Regions from separate parts of the Homo sapiens genome. Here regions 2 and 3 are each linked to region 1. A link is a contact called in ENCODE Hi-C data. All regions are on one chromosome and are shown on one strand. Each heading gives the region's core, a stretch centred on a gene start or an enhancer-like site at or near the end of the contact. The rest is flanking DNA. Distances are from core to core; before and after follow the strand shown. Region 1 overlaps ATXN7L1 (ataxin 7 like 1). Region 2 has its middle 140 kb from the start of NAMPT-AS1. Region 3 has its middle 61 kb from the start of NAMPT-AS1.

Evidence for each region. Hi-C counts contacts between places; a loop is a spot of excess contacts on that map. Pooled maps may share reads with other maps.
Region 2: a loop to region 1 is called in a map of naive thymus-derived CD4-positive, alpha-beta T cell, with 2.3 times the contacts of the local background. The contact joins two enhancer-like sites. A Hi-C loop is called at or near these places in 1 of 168 maps with a recorded cell type or tissue (naive thymus-derived CD4-positive, alpha-beta T cell), 2 of 37 single-sample maps with no recorded cell type and 10 of 50 pooled maps.
Region 3: a map of naive thymus-derived CD4-positive, alpha-beta T cell shows a loop between it and region 1 (11-fold over the local background). The contact joins two enhancer-like sites. A Hi-C loop is called at or near these places in 1 of 168 maps with a recorded cell type or tissue (naive thymus-derived CD4-positive, alpha-beta T cell), 2 of 37 single-sample maps with no recorded cell type and 12 of 50 pooled maps.

The regions. Positions count from the first base shown.
Region 1 is chr7:105,807,271-105,811,706 of GRCh38, reverse strand. The region is part of intron 2 of ATXN7L1 (ataxin 7 like 1); the gene reads left to right. Among named protein-coding and RNA genes, the nearest start is that of ATXN7L1, 67 kb to the left of the region's middle. RefSeq lists enhancers at 2,492-2,601, 2,722-2,791, 4,263-4,312. Within about 2 kb of position 2,311, at least 8 of the 41 ENCODE cell types and tissues checked have a DNase peak (open chromatin) inside an H3K27ac peak, as active enhancers do.
Region 2 is chr7:106,422,872-106,427,307 of GRCh38, reverse strand. No RefSeq gene overlaps it. Among named protein-coding and RNA genes, the nearest start is that of NAMPT-AS1, 140 kb to the right of the region's middle. RefSeq lists enhancers at 1,871-1,970, 1,354-2,553. Within about 2 kb of position 2,172, at least 21 of the 41 ENCODE cell types and tissues checked have a DNase peak (open chromatin) inside an H3K27ac peak, as active enhancers do.
Region 3 is chr7:106,343,684-106,348,119 of GRCh38, reverse strand. No RefSeq gene overlaps it. Among named protein-coding and RNA genes, the nearest start is that of NAMPT-AS1, 61 kb to the right of the region's middle. RefSeq lists an enhancer at 784-1,983. Within about 2 kb of position 2,084, at least 4 of the 41 ENCODE cell types and tissues checked have a DNase peak (open chromatin) inside an H3K27ac peak, as active enhancers do.

The DNA.
Region 1 (4,436 bases), core at 1,062-3,561:
AATCCTTGGCCCTCTTCCCTTCCCATGTATACTTTTATTCCTTGCTGCCCTCATCCAGCCCCATGGCTATAAATGCATTCTATTTGCAGACATGTCCCAGACTCCTGTCAGCAGCCTGGGCTTTTCTCCTGAACTTGGGACTCAGACATCCCACCACCTGCTTGACATCTCCAGCATTTAACATGTGGAAAACTGAATTGTTAGCTTACCCCCTGTAATAGTTTGCTAGGGCTGCCGCAACAAAGTACCACAAACTAGATGGCTTAAAATAACAGAAATTCATTCTCTCTCTGTTCTGGAGACCAAAGTCCAAAGTCAAGGTGCTGGCAGGGCTGCGCTCTCTCTGAAGCTTCCAGGGCAGAATCTGTTGCATGCTTCCGGTGTGGCTAGCCATCCTTGGCTTTCCATGTCTTATAGCTGTGTCACTCCCGGCTCTGCCTCCTTTATCACATGGTGTTCTCCCTGTCCACCTTCACATCATCTCCAGGCCTGTCTGTGTCTCTTCTCCTCGTCGTATAAGGACGCCAGTCATATTGGATTAAGGCCCACCCTAATGACCTCATCTTAACTTGATCACTTCTGCAGAGACGCTGTTTCCAAATAAGACCACATTCACAAGTATTGGGGATAGGACTTCACCATATCTTTTCAGGGACCCCGTAACTTTCTTCATCTGTGGCCTTTCTAGGTTAGCTGATAGCCACTTCATTCTTCCAGTTGCTTTGGACAGAACTCTTGGTGTCATCCTTGACTCCCATCTTTTTCTCCCATCCACATCTAGTCCACTAGGAAACAGGTTAGGTTCAAAACCAACTGCTTCTCCCACCTCCACTTCTGCTGCCCTGATCTGAGCCACCATCACCTAAATTACTATAAAAGCCAAGTATCAGTTCATGTCACTCCTCTGCTCAAAAGCCTGCATAGCTTCCCACACCACTCAGAGTCACTGGCACAGCCTTTCCGCCGCCCCCATGCCATCCCCGGCTTCAGTGCCTCTACGCTGGCTCGCGTTGGCTCCTGCACACAGGCTGGCTTCTTTGCTCTCCCTCATACGTCCTAGGCTCTCCCCTTCTCTGGACCTTTGCACTAGCTCTTCCCTCTGTGCGGAACACCATCCCCTAGATGTGCTCCAGCCTCACAATCTACCTTCTCACCTTCTTCTAGTCTGCTCAGATATCACCTTCTCAGTGGCACCCTTTTTACAATTCCAGCCAGCCTTCCCAGCACCAGTGTTTTGTTTGTTTGTTTTTTTATAACACTTTACCCTTTCTATAGCAGACATTATTGGGAATACTTATTGTTTGTTGTTTGTCTCACCTGCTAGCATGTGATGTCTACAAGGCAAGGGTCTTGCCAGTTTTGGTGACTGGTGTTTCCCAAGGGCCTAGAGCAAGGGAGAGCCAGGACTGGGCCCAGGTCTCCCTGGCTCCAAGGCCATCCTCTTCCTGCTGTGAAAGACCACTCTGAACTATACAAGGGTAGATCTCTCCAACACCACATCTCGTTTATCCTCCCTGCCCCATCTTTTGCCATCTTCCTCAGTGACTTCAGTATCTCTGTGAGCCTACTTGCTAAAATAGAAATTTTAAACTGTACAGAAAGAACATGGTGTTATGTTCAAGAGAATGGAGTCTGGGCTGGGTGTGGTGGCTCACACCTGTAGTCTCAACACTTTGGGAGGCCAAGGCTGGAGGATCATTTGAGTCCTGGAATTCGAGGCCAGCCTGGGCAACATAGTGAGACCTCGTCTCTACAAAAAATTTAAAAAATTAGGTGGATGTGGTGGCATGTGCCTTTCGTCCCAGCTACTTGGGAGGCTGAGTTGGGAGGATCACTTGAGCCCAGGAGGTCAAAGCTACAGTGAGCTATGATAGCATAACTATGCTCTAGCCTGGGCAACAGAGTGAGACCCTGTCTTGGAAAAAAAAAAAAAGGAGTCTGGAGCCACTTACACAGCAGGTAAGCATAGGCACCTCACTTCACCTCCCTTTGCCTCAGTTTCCTCATCTATCAAAAGGAGATAATCATGCCACCTTACCTTGAAGGGTTTCTGTGAGGGCTAAATACGTTAATATATGTAACCACTTACCATGGAAACAGTGAGTACCATGTCAGTATCATTGTAAGGATATATATTTGAACCTTGAGGACACTATGCTAAATGAAATAAGCCAGTCATAAAGGACCAATACTGCCTGATTCCACTGATATGAGGTATCTAAGGCAGTTGACTCGTAGAAGCAGAACATAGAATGGTTGAGTGCCAGGGGCCGGAGGAAGGAGGAAGTGAGGTTGCTGCTCAGTGGGCGTGGAGTTTCAGTAGTGCAAGCTGAGTCAGTTCTAGAGATCTGCTTTACAACAGTGTGCTTATGGTTAACAATACTGTACTATACACTCACAGATGTGTTAAGACAGTAGATCTCATGTTATATGGGGCTTTTTAAACCACAACTTGTTTTTTAAAAAGGATGTAATATATTAGTCACTAACCCTTTGTTTTATTGAATTTTCTCAAGGTTAAGGGACTTACCCAAGTGCTCGCAGCTTATAAAGGAAAGAGGGTGACAAGAATGAAGCCTCTGACTTCCAGGGCTCTTTGTCCTGCTCCAAGTCAGGCATTAGTTCTGTCTGTCAAAATCCAGATTATCAAAGGACCATAGTATAAAAGGGCTCTGCAATATGGGGAGGTGCATCCACGCTTCTTTGGGAGAAACGCCTCACATGTTGGCTTCATAAAACTCTTCTATGCCCCGTAGGTTGGACAATGAGAAATAAATAATCCAGACATTGGTGTTTTTGATAGGTGGTTAGAGCTTCCCCAACAGGGGGAGTAAACAAAAGAACCATCTTAATTTCAAGCTTAGTTAGAACTACGGAAGACTAAAAGTCATTTTTCAAAATGGTGGGTGGTGCCAGGGCTCTATCCCCACCTGGAAGGGGCACTTGATCTGTAAAAGCAGCAAAAATAATTGTGTCTTTTATGTCACTTAGGTAGAAGCTCCTGTCCCAATTAATTCTTATCTCCTCCTCCCTTTATAAATATGCTTGGGCAAAGTGACATCCTAGCAGTTTTTTGTTTTGTTTTCTCTCTTCTTAACAAGGAATTCTCTCTGCTTAGGCATTTTAGGTGCTGATTTTTCTCATGTCCCAGAGATGCTTCTAATTAGTTGATGCTTCCTTCCCATAATAGTTCACCACAGAGAGTGGATTTGGACTGGAGGAGGGAGCAATTTTGTCATCTTATCAAAGTGCCACTGATCAGGTTGGCTTTCCTGAGTGCTCATTCATTTTTCCGCCTCTCTGGAAACAGAAGCAGCAAGCTCCTTGCTGAGTGGAGCTGGAGGTTTTTGGGTTTTGCTGTCTCCCCAGTGCTTCCCAGCACCCTTTGATGAAATGCTGCCTCAGAGTCTTTGCAGTAGGGCTCACTAGAGAAATTATCTTTTTCCTTTCACATCAGTGGAAAAACACTTGGCTGGGGACAAATGGCAAAAGCATGCCACTGTCACCTTGTCCCTAAGTAACCTGGCACCCACCAGGGCTGCCTGCAGGCCCTGTGTGTCCTGGGGAGAAGGTATATAAAGGCCTCTTCCTTTTCCTGCTTTCTAGGAGCAGAGTGACCCTCCAGGCCAAGGACAGTGCTGTATTCTTGGGTGGTTCTGACATTGCAGAAAGAGTCTGTGGACACTAGAGATCCAAGAATTATCCTCCAGTGCTTCAGAGCTGGAAGGAGATGCTAGCTCAGGCCTCTTTAAGGACTTGTATCAGTTAGCTAGCTTTTGCTGTGCAACAAACCACCCCAAAACTTGATGGCTTAAGACAGTAAACATTACTTACTATGATTCTGTGGGTCTTCTGGGTGTTTCTTCTGGTGCGGATAGCGCAGCCCAGGCTGGATGGTCAAAGAGGCCCTCCCTCACCTGTCTGGTGGTTGGGAGGCTGCTCGGTCTGGAGAGGTCTGGGCAGGAACAGCTCACCTGTGCTCCATGTGGGTCCGTCCATGCTACTGCAGCCCAGCCCGGGCTTTCCACATGAGGGTTCCAAGGAGAACAAGAGAGGGCACACAAACCCAGTGCATAAGTATTTTATAAGTGTCTGTCACAGTTGCTAATGGTCTGTTGGCCAAAGTAAGTCATGTGACTGAGCCCAGAATCAATGTGAAAAGGGGGAACCCAAGGGTGTGAAGATTGGAAGGTATAAACAACTGGGGGGCCATTCCTGCAACAGCCTACCCAGGAGTGCCGCGTCAGAAGGTGTGTCCTGTTCTCGCCCTGCATGGGTTTGTGTCAGTGTGGGGCAGCTCTTTCAAGGAAGAAATGAAAGGCTCTTTTGAGGCAGGGAAGTGCAGTGGAGTTTGACACACAGTGTTCAAATTCTGCACAGCATTTACCAGCAGTATGACATCAGGCAGGTGACTTGACTTTTCTAAAGCCTGGGTT
Region 2 (4,436 bases), core at 923-3,422, 620 kb before region 1:
AGGCTGGTGGAGAAAGTGGAGCCAAATTGGAAGAATAGAAACATGGTTGCTGGAGATAGCTGCTTGCAATGTTTTGTTTTTCTCTATTTATTTTGGGACATGGGATCCTTTTGTAATATTTTTACACATGAAAAGGGGTATAGTCCTCAAAGGCTGTTAGGACTGTCACATATGATTATGCAAGTCTTGCCGTGCAAAAGGGCTTCTGGCCCGGGAGAGAGCGAGGCTGACCTGCAGCCTGTGCGAGGCTCCTTGGGAGTGTACGGACAGGGTTGCATCTGCCTGGGAAAGGGGTACCCATGAGGATGCTTCCCATCACCTCTCTGGACCCACTTCCCACCCTCCTCTGTGCCCTGGCTGGCTGGCCTGTGTGGATGACATGGCCCACCCCCCTCCCTCCAGCACCTGGCTGAGTTCCACCGTTGGGGGTGCTGGCAGGAGAGCAAAGGGAAGAGCGTTTCTCTTGGCTCCTCTCCTTACTGAGGGCCATTGATTGTCTCTCTCCCTTTCTGAAGGTCACAGCTTCCAAAGCTACAGTTCTTGCTTTGTCTCAGTACAGGGCTCTCTCTCTCCTTGTCTCTCAGGGCTCCCCACTGTTGCTAGCCCCAGGATACCATACCATTCCTTGCAGGTTTGCCTAAATCCCACCCACGTCTTTGTAAATGGTGCCTTCCCCTCACACTTTCCTTCATTATCCACTTTGACTGTGTCATCTGTTTCCCGCCAGGACCAGGACTGATATTGAATATTTTTCTAATTAACACAAGGCAACATCTTCATTCACTTCCCCATGCACCTGTGAAGCTGTGACTACCATCGGGACGCCTGTTTCTAGTTCTCAGGAAGGTGCTGTGTTAAGCGAAGGGCCCTCTGGGTTCTGAAACTCTGGGGGCCTTGATTCCTCTGCAAGTGGGAGCCAGATTGGCTTTTCAGTCTCACCCAAACTTTGAGCTAGAAGGGAAGAGGGAGGAGAGTGGGGAAGGGAAAGGTGTCAGAGTCAGCGGACCCTGAGGAGAGGCACTGTGGATTATCAGTGTGAGGTATTAACATCACCCCTCCAGCCTTCACTGGGAATTGGGAGTCGACACTTGGGAATGTTTGAGTGCAGGTAAGGCAGGTGTCCCTACTCCACCAGAATGATCTGCTCCCCTTCTTCAAGTTTCTCGGTTTCTTACCCAACCATCCCCTTCCCCTACCCTGGCTATATGTAGCTGTTTCTAATTTTCTTTAATTTAACAAGGACTCAGTAAAAGAGAATATTTTCGTTAAACTTTCAGGTTTAACAAGATATTGTGAAAGCCATTGATCTCCACTCTATCACGCTGGAGAAGTAGGGAAATACCTATTTGTAAAATGTGCGTGTCTGCCTGTTGACACCCAGTTGTTGGCTTATTTGTTCATTCATTTATTTATGCATCTATTATTTATTCATTCATCAAATAGCTGTCAAATGCTATCTAAGACTTGATTGTTGTATTTATCCTCAGCTGGACCCTTCTATCCCCTCCTAAAGGAAGAGGAAGGAGGCATGCAAGGCACACAGCAAGGTGGGCTGATGCCAAGCTAGAACAAGGAAAGTGCAGTTGGAGGACATGTGTGGTGGGACCTGTAGCTGACCTTTCCCCTCCCTGCAGCCAGACTTTGCCCTCCCTGCAGCCAGGCCTGGGCCACACGGGTAGGAATACCCTGGCAGTTCACATTCTCACTCAGTCTCACACTCACTTTGTACTCTGATGCTGACATGAAGTGGCTCTGCTGGCAGCCCACGTGTTTCCAGATACTTGACCCAGCTGCAGGTATGAAGGCCTTACCTCCTGGCAAATGTGAAACAAAAGTCGAAGGAGACAAAGAGCCTGTGAGCTTGTTCCCCACTCCTTTCCATACTCAGCTGATGACTCAATTCACCACCAAGGGTGAGCATGAGGGATCTGTCCGTTCATATTCATCTTCCACCCTTTCCAGGCTTTGGATGTGTGGAGCTGTGCTAATTTGGAGTTGCTGAGCTACAGGACAGTGTTAAGAGAGGCTCTGGCATCTCAGATTTATTGCTTGAATACTTGAAATCCTTATTACAGGAAGTTACACAGCTTGCTTCCAAGCAGCACATGTAAAATTGCAGTTTGACGTTCTGGGGAAATCCCAAGCGTCACGCTGTTTCACCAGAGTGATAAATTGACAAGGGGCCAGTGTTCTGATGAAATCTTGCTTCTGTTTGCCTGCCTTCCCCATGAGTTCTCTAGTTTCCTAAGAGCCAAGAGTGAGCAAATAGGCTCTTACTCATTTTAGAACATTAGTCTTCTAATTTGCATACTTTCTTTCTACATCTAGTTATTGGTACTTGAACGGAAGTGGAGGAGTCTGTCCTAACATATTCCTCTGCCCTCCCCATCCCATCATGATTGAGAAAGAGAGAGAGAGAGAGAGATTGGAACTTGGGTTAGGAACTACTTTCCAGAATCTTTTATTTTCTTCTTTTTACTTATCTACCTTCCTTCCCTTTTTCTTTTCATTCCATTTCTCTCTCCCTCTTTTATTCAGTAATTTATCCAATTACCCATTCATTACTTTGTACCTGGAACCTGAGCTTAAGATAGCTGTGTCCTCTTCCTCTCCCTGATTAGGATTTAGATGTAAGTCTGTGAATGCCAGGATGATGTGTGGCTCAACCTACCTGTGGGTCTGCATACCTGAGTGATGGAGTCTCCTAGGAAAGACTCTCTTCACAGGAGGGGGAAATAGAAGCACCTACTAGGTTCAGTTGCACTGGACCAGGACTAGAATGGAGACTGGGGTGGTCCTGGTGGGGTTTGAGGAACAGCACAGTGCCTGTCACTCTGATGTCTTCTGGCCCAGCGCCCAGGGCCAGAAGTCCTGGGAAGTCCTGCGCCTGGGTCCTGAGATGAGGGTATTGGAATAAAAAACAAGTGTAAACAAAAATAGTTCATCACAAAAGCATCCCTAGGTTACAGGAAGCAGGGGGCAAGAGCAGCACCAGCCAGCCCCAAAAGCCAGGCTGATGTCAGTGTCCTTGACCCTGTGCAGATGCAGCTGTGTCATGGGTGGTGGTGGTGGGCACCTCCACTGTGCTCCAGCATAGACGTGCTGCTCTCTAAGGCTGCCTTGGTTGTCAGCAGCAATGGAGACCCCAGTCCCGTAAGCAGAGGCAGGTGAGGAAGAAGGTAGCAGGTGCCACACATAGCAGTGGGCAGTCATGCTCAGTATCTGTAAGATAATCCCTGGAGAATCCCAGACTTTAGGGGATGAGTTTGATGTGAGGATGTGTGTGGTTGGAGCAGCTGCAGAATGGATTTGGGTAAATCCAGAGAATGCTGTTTTGTATCTCTCACTAAGATTCTGTTTCACTCTAGGCAGAGGAATTTGAGAGACACAGGCTTTTACACGTGCCTTAAATCCAACTTACTTCCAAAAAGCACTTGTAGAAGCTTTATAGAAAGCCTCAATATAAAAGAGATAATTTTTTTAAAAAGAAGATGAACCACAGTCAAGAAATAAAGACTGGAAGGAAGGAAGGAAGGAAGGAAAGATGAGTGGTGTTTTACTAGAAAGCCTAGTCAAACAAATGTTTTTGCGTGGTTTGGAACTGTTATCTCTTCTGGGCTTAATTCCTAAGAAGACAAACTCTATGCCTAATCAAGACCTGAAAAAAAAAATGAAATTCAGTTATTTAGATGGCGATTCTATTTTGTTTTCTAAATGTATTACTGTACCAGGAAAGTTCTATAATTCTTCATGGTTAGAGAGCTGCCGGAAGTCATCAGACTTTATTTGAATACATTGTTGGAAAATCCTGATTATTAGTTCTGTGTCCCCAAGGCCACAAATGACCCCAAAATGCAGCTGCCTACATGTCAAGCTGGGGATTACACCGATAGCTGAGGGAGCTGGAAGTGTCCTGTACTCATGATCAGCACCTGCACCTGTCCTTCTCATTTTACCCTCACAATGATGCAGGGAGATGGGAGGGCCCGTACCGTTATCTCCACTCCACAAGTGAAGAAACCACAAGTCAGAGAGTTGTCCAAGACCATACTTAGGTGCAGGGCTGGTGTCGGAATACAGGCTCCGATTCTCAAATCCCAACTGCATAGGCCCTTTCCTGAACATAGGTCTGGAATAGTAACTTACCTAACTTTCTTACAAGCACCAGGAAATTCTGATGCTCACCCAAATGTAGGACTCTTAACCCCAACACCATCTGTCCCCACTTCCACTGAAGACTCAATGGATCATGGGGGCAGTTTTCCCCATGCTGTTCTCGTGATAGTGAAGGAGTGCTCACGAGATCTGATGCTTTTAAAAGTGGCAGTTTTTCCTGTGCTTTCATTCTCTCTCCTGCCACCTTGTAAAGAAGGTGACTGCTTCCCTTTCCTCCATGATTGCAAGTTTCCTGAGGCCTCTCTAGCCGTGCAGAACTA
Region 3 (4,436 bases), core at 835-3,334, 540 kb before region 1:
CTTCTTTTCTTGATACATTCCATTTTTCTTGGTTCTTTTTTGTTGGGAAATTTTGGATTTACCCTGGACTTTATGAATATCAAGCTGTGCAGATTATTGATTTTATTGCTTCTCTAACAAGTGGTTTTCTTTGGCTTATGCAACTTTGTTTCTTGCATCTTAACTCTAGTCTCAGTTCAGATCATTTGTCTTTAGTTGAACTGCCTTTGGTCTGTTTCATGCATATGTCATTCAGGAATCAGTCAGAGAAATCATTAGACAAAATTTTGGGGATTTGCTCTCTGTTTCTTTCTCTTTGGGAATTCTCCAACTCTCTCCATCAGCCATGGATTCCCCTACCAGAGAGATGGTGGGTTTTCTACTGATGCTTCTACCACACTGCCACTGTGCACACTCAGTGGGTTGCACTGAGACCAAGGCTAGAAGCCACAGACACAGGGCACTTACTTCATACTGCTTCCTCTTCCAAATATTTATTCTTTGCCAATGTCTTTCTGCTTCTGTTCTCTCTCTAGTGCCTTCAAGTAGTTGCTTTTTGCTTTATGTTTAGGTTTTATAGTTGTTTTACTGCAAGGGAATTTTTCACAAGGGTCTTATTCCATCATCACTTGAATCGGAAGTCCCTCTCAGTTACCTTTTAAATTCAAGAATCTTGTCACTCAAAGTCAAAACATTTTCTCCAGGGCCTTGCAGAGACTTGTTCACATAATGAAAAATGTCCGCTGAGAAGGCAACTTTTTGTAGCCATTGTTCATCAAAACACTTAACGAAACTTGCCCAGTATGATATTGAAAGTACTTTTGAATTTCATCTTTTAGCTCAAACACCCTGTTGAAAATGCTTCCTCTGCTGAGCCACCAAATTTCTGTGTATAGCAGGATATTTCTGTGGCCTTTATCGACACCTTTTCAGTTTTAAAAGTATTCTCAAGTTAGCCTTTATATAACAAAGATAGCCATTTTGTAATATTATCTAAAACTTTCATTTCATCTCCAAGAATGTTTGACATTCTCTTTGAAGAAGCCAATGTGTTGTGAAAATGTGAGAAACTTTTTTCATTTAATAAGATGCAAAAGCTCTCATAGAACCAAATTTGACAGAGCACTATCAGTGTTCATGTCAATGTAGTTCTTAGACCTTTTGTTTATAGATATGAAGGCCAAACATTAATTATATCTTGGCCTTTCCTTGTTATGGGCCACTCTTTGTTTTCTTGAATTTCACAATTACTTGCAAATCTTACAAATGCTAAGTATGACATTTATTGGTGAAATCCCCTGACTCATCAACCTAGAAAAGGAAGCTGCGGTTTTTCAGGGTATGTCACAAAACCTCTTCAAAGTTGTGTGACGTGTCATCAATACTTCACCATATGACACTGTTTGAGGCTGTGGAACCTTTTCAGTTTCTTGTAGTGCATCTTTTCCTAGCCTTTGATTCACAGTAATTTTACATGATCACATTGTTAGCCTTACCAACTGTGTGACTTTTCCTGTTTAAGACAGTAAGTTCTGCTACTAAATAACTTGCTCCCTGGTCCTTTTCACTGAATGTACCTGTTTCTTGTTTGTTTGTGTGTTTGTGTGTTTTTAACAAGAGTTACTGTTTGTTTTAAGATTCTAATAGCTGCTTAAAGTAATCAGCATCTTTACTTCTCGAATACCTATGACTTATATTTAAGGGTTTTTGTTTTGTTTGGGTTTTCTTTTTTTTTTTTTATTGGAGCCATTCCCACATCTCTAAGTTGTTTGACATAGCAGGGATTGGCAAATGACAGCCCATGGGCCGAACCTCACCAGAGGCCTGCTTTGGTACAGCCCTCAGGGCTAAGATTGGCTTTTACATTTTTAAAGCATTTAAACAAGCAGACAAAGACAAAGAAGAATATGTGACAGAGACTACATGTGATCTGAAAAACCTAAAATATTTGCCACCTGCCTCTTTACAGAAAAATCTTGCTGGCCTCCTCACATGGATGATTCTCAATAAAATAAGAAAATTTGGATAATCAGCCTATAGAAGCTCCTTGGTAAGGGTCTTTCATCATAAAGATGGACTTTTTCTGTGTCCTTTGTTCCAATCACACAGGAAAATGACTCAGAAGGTTATAATTCATCATCACTACCCTTATCAGGGTTATCCCCAGGCCTAAAATTTTCCTCTTCCATCTCACATCTCACCTTCAAAAATTACCACATTGGGTTATCAAACATGTTTATAAAATACAAACATGAGTTAAGTGTAAAACATAAGAGCATAGTAAAATTTAAAAATCCCCCCAAACTCATCAATCACTGGAGAAATCACTTTTAGTCTTTTTCAACCTATGTTTTGCCATGTTTGTAACCACAACAAAACTGGGGGCAGGAGGTGGGGCAGGGTGCAGCTGAGCCTTTAGAATGAAAATTAAATTTCCCCTCATTTTTAGTTATACTAGCAAAGCTTGTTTGGTCCTGTGAGTCATCCTGTAGTGCATAAGGGGAGTTTAGGGGAAATAGTTAGAGAAGGAAAAACTCATGTCATCCATTTACCACCCCTCTCGTCTGTGCAATATAGCACTCATCAGTTACCAGTAACCTCCCATAGCTTGCATCATAAACCAAACTGGGCACAAACAAATACAATCCTATTGCACACTGCCACAATGGGGCTGAAAGACCCCGAATGAAATTGCTGACATGTCTGCTTAGCCACTATCTATCCTCAAAGTATGCAAACTTCGAAAGTTGATGTCTAGGTTTTAAATCAAAATCTCTTACAAACCCCTAGTGATGACATATTGAACTTTAAGGTTTTGTGGAAACCAAATTGAGAAACATTGGACCAGAGTCTCTGTATTCCAAAAGATTATCTTTCATTTGTATAATCTAAAACTCCCTTAAGTCTTATTCTTCTCCAAAACTCAAAGATCTACCCTTCTTCAAAGATAAATTTAATAATCACTGGCAGAATTAAAACAGATTGTTCTCACTCTCAGCCATCAATATTTTGGAAAACATCAAGTGCGGAAGTAAGCATCGTGACTCTGTTACAGTAACAGCTCAAATATCCGGAAGAATGTGGTAAGTCTATAAACACGTTACCACTAAAGTGCTCTCAGAGTCCATGGGGAAGTGAGATCACTAGATAGAGGAAATCAGGAAGGGTGTCATAAGTGAGGTAGCACTTACCACAGATCTCAGGGAAGGGAAGCACTTCTATGGTCAACATGACAGGAAAACATTTAGAATGCAGAGAATACAATTTCTAAAAGCATGGAGGCAGAAATTTATGGAGCAGGTTAGAACAATAGTATGTGGTCCCATTTGGCTAAAGTATAGGTGACATGTAGCGGGGAAGGGAAAGGAATATTGTATTAATAAAGTGCCATGAAGCCTGAATGACAGCCGGAAGGCCTACAATGCTAAGATAAGGAGTTTGATTAAGTCGTGAGAGCTATTGGAGGTTTCTGAGCAGTAAGATGACATAACCTCATGAAAAGTATGAGATATGATTAATATAAACCCATCCCATATTGTGCCCCTTTGTAAGCTACCTGTACGGAAGAATGTGAATTGTTTCTGGCAGGATTTTTGTTGAATATATACCTTTTCTTTCATTTTCTCCAGTGAGCAGCAACACACCCTTGTAAGACAGCTGGTAGGGTTAGGAGTATTGCCTATGTCAGTGGAACGAGTTCCTCTGTCTCAGAACAGATGGAAAGCATCACAGAAGTAGGAACAGAATGAGGCCCACAGATGGCAGAGTGGTCAGGATTTGTCAAATTCTCATTAATGTATCAAACCCCCACATGGAAAAGCATAGATCCTTGTATAATCTTTGTGTGGTACTTCTGTCTGAAGAAACCCTATAAAAGCAAAAAATTACTCTCCCATGACATTACAGAAGGGAGCTGTTTGTAAAAGCGTTGGTTTCTTCAGAGGTTGGGGTCCACTGATGCCTGGCTCTAGCTTTCTCCTGCCAAGCTGCCTAATTTTGCAATTCCAGCTCAGGCTCAAATAAAACCATGCTCCAGGGTTGCCATCTTGAAGGAAGGAGACTTCATTCTGGAATCTTTGTGATGACATAGGTAAAGCACTAGAAAGGGTAGTAGATCCATGAAGAGACCAGAAGGATAAGTACAAGAAGACAGATATGCTTTACAAATAAGGACTCTCCAGGATGAGATACAGACTGTGAGCAGGCAGATAGAACATTACATAAACGTGAAGGAGATCATGGGATGGCCACCAACTCCTAAAGTGTTAGGATGAAGTGGACAGCTCTGAAAGCTTAAAAACTGCTAAAATTGATTAATTTTAAAAACTGTTGGTTTTACATTCTGTATGACTCAATATATGTAGGAATCTTGAGAAATATCAAGAAAACACAATGAAGAGATTAAGAGTAGAGAGGTTAGGAGCCACTGTGTCCTTGCCAAACAGGCAGAGTAGGAA